Linked DNA regions of Homo sapiens: region 1 is linked to region 2. Evidence: read pairs that join two places in POLR2A ChIA-PET (ENCODE). Cell type or tissue: B cell. All regions are shown on one strand. Links, peaks and the distances in the headings refer to the core of each region. The heading gives the core; the rest is flanking DNA.

Region 1 (5,383 bases), core at 149-5,148, 290 kb after region 2:
AGACAAGAGCCTCACTCTGTCACCCAGGCTCAAGTACAGTGGCACAATCTCGGCTCACTGCAACCTCTGCCTCCCGGGTTCAAGTGATTCTCATGCCTCAGCCTCCTGAGTAAGCTGGGTTTACAGGCGTGTGCCACCATGTCTGGCTAATTTTTGTATTTTTTGTAGAGACAGGGTTCCACCATGTTGGCCAGGCTGGTCTCGAGCTCCTGACCTCAAGTGATCTGCCCACCTCGGCCTCCCGACGGCTGGGATTACAGGTGTGAGCCACCGTGCCTGGCCAGTCTCTGTAGTTTTCACTTGATTGTTCTGTCAGAAACTCCTTTCTGCCCTATGGCTAATGGAAAGTTGCTGAATGTGTTCTGAAAAAAGCAATTTTGCATTCAGCATTTTATAGGTTGGATAAAAGGATGGGATGGAGATGGTGGATAAGGGTTGCTTGCACCTCTGGGAATGGTGGAAAGATACTGAAAAGGCTGTGGACTCAGTGACCTGACAAGCTGTTATCCTGTATTTGTGGTGCCTAACATTGGTCATAGTTTTGTACTTACTCTTGAGGAAATATACATGATCCTGTCTGAATTTGGCTATGTATCTTTTAAACCTAGTGATTCAACTCACAGTAATATTAATATTGTGTCAAGTCTTTTACACTGTGTCATTTGTAGACACCATCTGGGAATTGCCATCTGGGACACGAGATCTTGGCTTTTCTACAGAAGTCGTGTCTTTGGGTTGGCCGCACCATATGTTATCACTGTGTGAGCTGAAAGTAACCATTTGGTATGATGCAGCTAACATTCTGGTTACGTGTACCACCTCCCTTCAGTCACTTTAAAAGGTGATTATCTGTTTCTAACCTGATTCAATAAGTTTTCTTCTCTGGTTTTCCTTTTTAATCCATTCAGCCTCCTTTGGAAAATCTGGCAACTGTGGAAGAGACTGTTGTTCGTGACAAGGCTGTGGAGTCCCTGAGACAGATCTCCCAGGAGCATACTCCTGTTGCTCTGGAAGCTTATTTTGTACCTCTGGTGAAACGCTTAGCAAGTGGGGATTGGTTCACCTCTCGCACATCTGCATGTGGTTTGTTCAGCGTTTGCTATCCCAGGGCATCAAATGCTGTTAAAGCAGAAATCAGACAGTAAGCCATGGTATTTTTTTGCCTTGTTAAAGCAGAAATCAGGTAGTAAGCTATGAGTTATTTGGGATTACTGGGGACTTGTAGCTGACAATTTACATAGTACCTTGTTACCAATGAGTGGCTGATACTAGGATAGTAGGATTTATGACATCTTTCTTTTTTTTTTTTAAGAGATAAGGTCTTGCTCTGTTGTCTAGGCTGGAGTGCGGTGGCACAATCATAGCTCACTGCAACCTTGAACTCTTGTGCTTAAGTGATCCTCCAGCCTCAGCCTCCAAGTAGCTAGGACTACCGACATACACTACTGCGCCTGGCTAATTTTTAAAAAAAATTTCTGGCTGGATGCAGTGGCTCATGCTTGTAATCCCAGCACTTTGAGAGGCTGAGGTGGGAGGATTGCTTGAACTCAGGAGTTCAAGACCAGCTTGAGCAACATAGTGAGACCTTGTCTCTACTAAAAAGAAAAAAATTAGCTGGGCATGGTGGGACCCGCCTGTATTTCTAGCTACTCAGAAGGCTGAGGTGGGAGTTCACTTGAGCCCCCGACAAACAACAACAAAAATATTTTTGGCATATAGATAGGGTCTTGCTATGTTGCCCAGTCTGCTTTCAATTCCTGGCCTCAAGCAGTCCTCCTACCTGGGCCTCCCAAAGTGCTTTGATTACAGGTGTGAGGCACCATGCCTGGCCTATGATGTCATTTTTTATTATCCAGTTGAATATGTTTTATTTTTGTTACTTCTATAAGTAGAAGCTTAGTCACTGATTATTGTAAGATAAAACCTCTAAAAGTCTGTCTGTGTGTATGGGGGGCAGGTTTATTCAGTGTTATTTGATGGGAAATACCTTCATTGTTTTATGTTGCAGGCAATTCCGTTCCTTGTGCTCAGATGACACACCAATGGTACGACGTGCTGCTGCTTCCAAATTGGGTGAATTTGCAAAAGTTTTGGAATTAGACAGTGTGAAAAGTGAAATTGTTCCACTGTTCACTAGTCTAGCTTCAGATGAACAGGTAAACTAACTCTTAGTATTTAAGGGACACAGATATGCTCCTTTCCTCTAAATTTTCAGAATTTCTTTGGGGAGTTTTAGTTTTCTTGTTAGGATTCTTTTTACAGAATTAGTGCTGATTCTGGCCTGGTTAAAGTGTAACATGCTTATCTCAATGTTCTTATGTTTCTTTCTTAACCAGACCATGATTTCTCTCTTACATTAGCAGCTGTTAAAAGAGTGGGGAGTCAGAGAGGAAATGGGAGCCATAATTAGAAAGGAAGACCAAAGCTGCATGGAGGGTAACATACCTTTGGGAATTGCTGGCTGTATTGTAATATGAGGGAGTAATGTTTCCTGGAATTTTTGACTTTTCAGATAAATAAGCTTAGAATGTGTTAGGAAAGCTATTTGACTCTCTGCTTCTTCTATAGTAGTGTATGGGATTACTTCACATAATCGTATTCAATTCTGAAGATCTAGATCTCTTTGGTGTAGAAATAACAATAAAACTAGCAAACATCCAAATGAAGTACTTAATTTTTCTCTGCCTTTAAGTAGTTATGTGTATTAAGTAATTCAGTCCTTACAACAGCCCCATGAGATAGCCCATTTTACACATTAGAAAACAAAGGCACAGAAAGTTTAAGTAACTTGCTGAAGTTTGCATAGTTAGCAGTAGTGGAGTCAGAATTTGAATCTAGGTGGTTTGGCTCCAGAATTTGTGCCCTTCACAGCTAGGCTGTCCCGCTTCTCTGTAATGGTGCTTAATAGGATCAGCTCCCAGAGTTCCTGGACTCTAGAATAGTCCTTTTGGGCTTTTAATTTGCATGTTGCCTGCCCTAAGATCGCTTCATGTGTACAGGACCACAAGCCCCAGGACACATATTAATGAGTCTCATTTTCAGATCCTAAATCTAAAGATCTAAATCCTACTTTGAAAATAATTTTAAAAATTATTAGAATTTTTATTCTAATAATAAATGTACAAAATGAATGTATAACTTAATGAACTATTAGAAGGTAATACCAACTTGTTAACGATCACCTATGATAGGAGACATCACTTTGACAGCCACTATCCCAGAATCCCTCCATGGATTCCCTTTCAAACACAATCTCTCTTTCCTCCTCCACTTGCCACTCCATTTCCTTAAGAGTAACATTATCCTGACTTTTATGGTAAGCGCAGCCTTTGTTTTCTTTGCACTTTTTCTTTTCTTTTCTTTTCTTTTTTTAAAAGGAGTCTCACTCTGTCACCAGGCTGGAGTGCAGTGGTGCAATCTCGGCTTTCTGCAACCTCTGCCTCCCGGGTTCAAGCAATTCTCCTGCCTCAGCCTCCCAAGAAGCTAGGACTACAGGCGCATGCCACCACGCCAAGCTAACTTTTGTATTTTTAGTAGAGACGGGGTTTCACCATGTTGACCAGGATGGTCTCCATCTCTTGACCTTGTGATCCGCCCACCTTGGCCTCCCAAAGTGCTGGGATTACAGGCGTGAGCCACCGTGCCCGGCCTTCTTTGCACTTTTATTACCTAAATGTTATAGTTTAAAACAGTGCTTTACAACAGAAATATAATGTAAGCTACCTGTTGATTTTAAGTTTTCTACTGGCCATGTTTTTATAAGAAAAAAGAAATAGGTGAAATTAACAATATTTGTATTCGACCAAAATTTTCCAAAATCTTATTATTTGAGTGTAAATAACGTGTACCAGCCACATTTCAAGTCTCAGCATGAGATGATGTTGTTAATAGGGTGGTAGTGAAGATGGAAAGGATTTGGATGTCAGTTTGGAAGTGGGATCAATAGGTTAGTATTATTGGATTGGATCAGTGGGAGAGGAATCAAGATCTCCTAGATTTTTTGCTTGAGCAACTGGGTGGATGATGGTGTCATCGTTAAGATAGAGAAAATTCTGGGAAGAGGAACAGGTGTAGGAGAGAAAACGAAGTTCTGGAAGAGAAGTAATTTTTTTTTTTTTTTTTTTGAGATGGAGTTTCACTCCTGTCGCCCAGGCTGGAGTACAATGGCATGATCCCAGCTCACTGCAACCCCTGCCTCCCGGGTTCAAGTGATTCTCCTGCCTCAGCTTCCTGAGTAGCTGGAATTACAGGCGCCTGCCACCATGACTGGCTAATTTTTTGTATTTTCAGTACAGATGGGGTTTCACTGTGTTGGGTAGGCTGGTCTCGAACTCCTGACCTTGTGATCTGTCCGCCTTGGCCTCCCAAAGTGCTGGGATTACAGGTGTGAGCCACTGCACCAGACCAGAGAAGTAATTTTTTAACAAATATGTATTAGCTTATATTTCAGTAGTTGATTAGCAGTCCCATGATTTAGCATCATTTTCGAAATTCAAAAATATCTGTGTAGTCACTACCAAGAACTTAGTCCTGTCTTTTTTAGCCTGTGCACCTGCATACAGAGGAATGTGTGTGTCTTTGGCATATAGTCAGTTATTGTTGATACACAGTTTCTAAGATTTGTAATATTTTGGAAGTTGGAGTCACTGTTATGTCTCTCAAGTATGTGTATACGTATATACATAACTGTTATTGTACACACTTAAAATTTTTTACCTATTTCTCCTGGGTGCTAATGTTTACATGTATTAAGATTCTACCTTATATATGTATAATACACAAATCTACAGTCTCAATTTCTAATTTCTCATTGATGTTTCTTTTTTTTCGGTGTTTTTTTTTTTTTGAGTTGGAGTTTTGCTCTGTCACCCAGGCTGGAGTGCAGTGGCGCGATCTCGGCTCACTGCAGCCTCTGCCTCCTGGGTTCAAGCAATTCTGCTGCCTCAGCCACCTGAGTAGCTGGGATTACAGGCACGTGCCACCATGCCTGGCTAATTTTTGTATTGTTAGTAGAGATGGGGTTTCACCATGTTGGCCAGGCTGGTGTTGAACTCTTGACCTCAGGTGATCCGCCTGCCTCGGCCTCCCAAAGTGCTGGGATTACAGGCATGAGCCACTGTGCCTGGCCCCTCACTGATTTGTCTTGTATATTTTCCACTTGTTCAAAGGACGTAGGTGTCACGTTGACATTGGCTGTTTACATTTGGAAAGTTGAGTTCATTAATCCCATACTTTTCTAATTTCTGTGTTTTTCTAGCCACAGCTTCCTCAAAGTTATTCTGTCCTTGATCTTCGACATTTAAATCCAACTGATTTTTGTTTTTGATTTCTAACTTTTAATTGTTCTGTGTATTTCTTTCCAAGTCATTATCTTATGCTGCCT
Region 2 (5,383 bases), core at 73-5,072:
GACCAGTCTGGCCAATATGGTGAAACCCCATATCTACTAAAACTACAAAAAAATTACCTGGGAGTGGTGGCGCATGCCTGTAATCCCAGCTACTCAGGAGGCTGAGGTAGGAAAATTGCTTGAACTCGGGAGGCGGAGGTTGCAGTGAGCCAAGATCACGCCACTGCACTCTAGCCTAGGCGACAGAAAGAGACTCTGTCACAAAAACAAAACACAAAAAACAAAAAAAAACAAACAGTTGTGTTTGCCTCCTGGGAACTGACCTCAGATTAAGGGTTAGAACAAGTCACTCTAAGCCATGGAGCAGTATTCTAACCTAAATTTAATATTTATTAGGAAAATATTTTTTTGAGACAGAGTTTTGCTCTTATCACCCAGGCTGGACTGCAATGGCACAATCTCAGTTCACTGCAACCTCCACCTCCTGGGTTCAAGCAATTCTCCTGCCTCAGCTTCCCAAGTAGCTGAGATTACAGGCATGCACCACCACGCTCAGCTAATTTTTGTATTTTTAGTAGAGATGGGGTTTCACCATGTTGGCCAGGCTGGTCTCGAACTCCTGACCTCAAGTGATCCACCTGCCTCGGCCTCTCAAAGTGCTGAGATTACAGGTGTGAGCCCGGCCCTAAAATATTAATAAATATTAGTAAGTGTGGTATAATATATACTTGGTCTTTGTCCCCATGTTGCCAGTTCCTGTCATAGAGCCCCTAGAACCGGAATTTCCTGAGTGATAGGAGTATGTTTTGTTATTTATAATGAGCCCTTATATAATAAGCTCCATGACGGATACTTAGGGTGGGATCCCTAAGTAACCTCGGGATGGCGCCAGTCACTGGAAGGGTCAAAATGACTAGAGGATTAGAGAGTTGGAACTTTTAGCTCTACCCACTGACCTAAGGGAAAGGGGAGGGAGATGTAGGCTGGAGATCCTGGAGATCAAACTCTACAAAGACTTTTTTCTTCCTTTCCTTTTTCTCCCCAGCCCCCTCTATTAAGACCCTTCAACAAGATTTAATGAGCTTCCAGTTGCTGAACTGTGGAAGTGCTGGAAGGGTGGTATGCCCAGAAAGGACATGGAAGCTCTGCACCACCCCACCTCAAACCTCGCCCTAGCCATCTCTTCATCTGGTGTTCATCCATATCCTTTGTAATATCCTTTATAATAAACATAAAGTGTTTCCCCAAGTTCTGTGAATTGTCCTAGCAAGTTAATCAAACCCAAGGAAGAGGTCACAGCAACAAGTTTGTAGCCAGTCAGTTACAAGTATGAGTGGCCTACACTTTTGACTGGCATCTGAAGTGAGGGCAGTCTTGTAGGACTGAGCCCTCAATCTTTGGGATCTGACACTATCTACAGGTAGACAGCACCAGAATTGAATTGAATTGAATTAGAGGAAATCACTGCAGAATTAATTGTTTGGTTGGTGTGTGGGGAAACCCTCCCCACCCCTGCCTCTACTCATCTGGTCACAGAAGCGGTGCTGTGACTGTGTGACAGCAAAGTACAAAGGAAAAAAGTTTGTTTTTTTCCTTTCAGAATAAGAATAACATAGAAGCATCTACACAGCAAGAAACGAATAGGCTTAGGAGTCAGAATCTTGGTTCTAATCACAGTCCTAACACTAATTTATTAACTCAGGGCAAGTTACTTAACTCACGGAGTCTGTTTCTTTATCTAGAAATGGAAGTGAAAGCACTTAAATCATAAGATAGTCATGAGAATTGAATGAGATAAAAGAGACACACTGAGTACCATACTACTCTATACCATTGTATTATTAACAATTACTGTTCTAATTTTGCCCGTAAAGTTCAGGAGAATGAAAATCATCTGTTTAACCCTGCTTTGTGACAGTCATTATCAACTTAATTACACATATTTGTTCACTAATCTCCCTTTGCTGAACTCATACAAAGAATCTATAGCCTTTACTAGCTAAATCCAGCAATATCGCAGGCTGGACACTGTGGCTCACACCTGAAATCCCAGAACTTTGGGAGGCCGAGGCTGTAGAATTGCTTGAGCCCAAGAGTTCAAGACCAGCCTGGACAACAGAGCAAGACCCTATCTCTTTAAAAAATAAATCAACAACAACAACAAAAACAAAAACAAAAACAAGGTTGAAAATTGGGGCCAGTAAGAAAAAAAAGTAAAAAGCAGTAACTCATAAACATTTTTGTGTTGTTTTCAAGTTGTTTGACCTATGTAAGTCATCTGCCTCTCTGTATTCCATTTCTCCTTATCCCCTCAACTCCACTCACACATTAAATAATACAAGAAAACTACCGATGGATATATATCTTCCCCAGTTATACTTACTGTCTTATAACTGTGTCCATCCAAGAAGAATTTGCTTCGGGAACTTTTAAACATGCCAAAGCTGAAGCTTTTATGATGAAGTCATTGACAGAAATTTTGCTTCTCCCTTCTAATATCTGGAAAGACAAGAAGAACTGTAGTTTCTTCTTTTTTAATTTTAATTTTAATTTTAAGTTTCAGGGTGCATGTGCAGAATGTCCAGGTTTATTATATAGGTAAACATGTGCCATGGTGGTTTGCTGCACCTGTCAACCCATCACCCAGGTATTAGGCCTCACATGCATCAGCTATTTTTCCTAATGCTTTCCCTCCCCGGACAACTGTAGTTTCTAAATTCTCTCACCAAAGAGTAAAACTGTATAATCGTGAGAAAAGGAGGAAGAGAAAGAGAATATACAAATATCCTGAGGTGGAAAGAAAGAAATGAAACCAAACATTGGTTCTTTCATCTTTTTAAATGCGGACTCTTACAGCTGTTTCCTGCTAAGCACTGCTTTAGCATAATCCCATAAGTTACAGTATGTTATGTCATCATTTTCATTCATCTCAACAATAACAAAATTTGGTTCTTTGAAAAGATCAATCAAATGACAACCACAATGATAAATGTTTAGTTAGACTGACCAAGAAGAGGAGAGAAGACTAGAATTTCTAAAATTAGGAGTGAAATAGGGGACATTACTATCTACCTTACAGAAGTAAAAAGAATTATAGGGAATACTATGAACAACCATACAGACACAAGCTACCAAAACTGAACCAAGGAGAAACAAAAACTCTGAATAGACCTATAACTAACAAAGAGATTGAACTGGTAATTTAAAAACTACCCATGTAGAAAAGCTTAGACCCAAATGGCTTCGTCAGTATTCTACCAAATATTAAAGAAGAATTAATATCAATTCCTCACAAATTCTTTCAAAGAAAAATCAAAGAAGAGCAAGAAACACTTCCCCACACATTCTGTAAGGCCGGGATTAGCCTGATACCAAAACCAAAGACGACATTAGAAGAAAAAAAAAAAAAAGTACACACTAATATCTTATGAATATAGATGTAAAAATCTTCAACAAAACGCTAGCAAATAAAATCCAGCAATATATAAAAAGGATCATTCACCATGATCAAATCTGATTTATCCCAAGAATGCAAATTTCCATTAACATCTGAAAATCCATTAATGTAATAATGTCCTAACAGAATACAGGACAAAAAACACATAATCATCTCAACAGACACAGAAAGAGCATTTGATAAAATTCAATACCCCTTTTCATGATCAAAACACTCTTACTAACTGGGAACAGGAGGGAACTTGCTCAACCTGATCTATGGAAACCTCACAACTATTTAATGACCAAAGACTTATTCTCCCAAAGATCGAGAACAAGACAAGATGTTCACTTCTGCTACACCTATTCAACATTGCCTAGAGGCGCCAGCCAGAGCAATTAGGCAAGAAAGGAAATAAAAGGCATACAGGTCAAAATGAAAAAAGTAAAATTATCTCTATTTGCAGATAACATTATCTTGTTTACAGAAAAACCTAAGAAATACACTAAAAAACTGTAAGAACTAATAAATGACTTCAGCAAGTTTGCAGGATACAAGGTCAATATAGATCCCATTTCAGCAGGTATATGAAAAAAAAGATCAATATAGAAAAATGAATTGTTATCTCAATTGATTGCTCAGAGTCCATTATAAATCTAACTTCTTTTCTACTCTTCCGCCCTTCTCACTAGTATACCTGACTAGTCTTAAAAAAAAAAAAAAATCAATCATACCTTTATATAGTAGCAATGAACAATCTGAAAATGAAATCTAGAAAACAATTCCACTTAGAGTAGTATCAAAAAGAATAAAATACCTAGAAATAAGTTTAACAAATGCAAATTTAGAGTGCAAAACTTACACTCTGAAAAACTATAAAAAAACTGTTGAAAGAGACTGAAGAACACCTAACTAATACAGGGGCATCTACATGTTCATGGATGAAAAGACTATATTCTTCGGATGGCAACACTTGCCAAACTGATCAGCAGATACATCCAATCAATCCTTATCAAAATGTCAACTGGCTTCAATGCAGAAATTTACAAGCTAATCCTAAAATTCACTTAGAATTGCAAGGGACTCAGACAAAACAATCTTGATTCTGGCTAACACGGTGAAACCCCGTCTCTACTAAAAATACAAAAAATTAGCCGGGCATGGTGGTGGGCGTCTGTAGTCCCAGCTACTTGGGAGGCTGAGGCAGGAGAATGGCATGAACCCGGGAGGCAGAGCTGGCAGTGAGCCAAGATCACGCCACTGCACTCTAGCCTGGGTGACAGAGCAAGACTCTGTCTTTAAAAAAAAAAAAAAAAAAAAAAAAAAATCTTGAGAAAAAAGAACAAAGATGACTCACGTTTCCTGATTTTACAACTTATTACAAAGCTAAAGTAATCAAGACTGTGGTACTGACATTAAGGGTATACAGAGATTAATGGAATGGAATTAAGAACCTGGAAATAGGCCAGGCATGGGGGCTCATGGCTGTAATTCCAGCACTTTGGGAGGCCAAGGTGGGTGGATCATTTGAGGTCAAGAGTTCGAGACCAGCCTGGCCAACATGGTGAAATCCTGTCCCTACTAAAAATACAAAAATTAGCCATGCCTGGTGGCTCATACCTGTAATCCCAGCTACTCGGGAGGCTGAGGGACGAGAATTGCTTGAACCTGGAAGGTGGAGGTTGCAGTAAGCCAAGATCACGCCACTGCACCCCAGTCTGGGCAACAGAGTGAGACTCAGTCTCAAAAATTGGCACATGACAAGGATGCTCTCTCTCACCACTCCTATTCAGCATAGTATTGGAAGTTCTGGCCAGGGCAATCAGGCAAGAGAAAGAAATAAAGAGTATTCAAATAGAAAAAGAGGAAGTCAAATTGTCTGTTTGTAGATGACATGATTGTATAGTTAGAAAACCCCATCATCTCAGTCCAAAATCTCCTTAAGCTGATAAGCAACTTCAGTGAAGTCTCAGGATACAAAATCAATGTGCAAAAATCACAAGCATT

The links. Peaks named below come from ENCODE experiments on the same cell type or tissue, not always from the same donor. Only the 100,000 strongest peaks of a DNase experiment are listed, where the experiment ranks them.
Region 1: POLR2A ChIA-PET joins it to region 2 with 10 read pairs; 2 of 35 experiments call an interaction of 5 or more read pairs at or near these places.

The regions. Positions count from the first base shown.
Region 1 is chr11:111,756,577-111,761,959 of GRCh38, reverse strand. It overlaps PPP2R1B (protein phosphatase 2 scaffold subunit Abeta), which reads left to right. Exons shown (of 15, transcript NM_002716.5): 4 at 909-1,141; 5 at 2,009-2,156. Among named protein-coding and RNA genes, the nearest start is that of PPP2R1B, 7.1 kb to the left of the region's middle. In B cell, for the core only: no CTCF peak of the experiment used is centred there; no DNase peak of the experiment used is centred there.
Region 2 is chr11:112,048,290-112,053,672 of GRCh38, reverse strand. DLAT (dihydrolipoamide S-acetyltransferase) reads right to left here. Exons shown (of 14, transcript NM_001931.5): 11 at 2,324-2,439. It also overlaps a transcript of PIH1D2 not described here. Among named protein-coding and RNA genes, the nearest start is that of PIH1D2, 23 kb to the left of the region's middle. In B cell, for the core only: no CTCF peak of the experiment used is centred there; a DNase peak (open chromatin) is centred at 2,742; H3K4me3 peaks cover 685 bases; H3K27ac peaks cover 3,735 bases.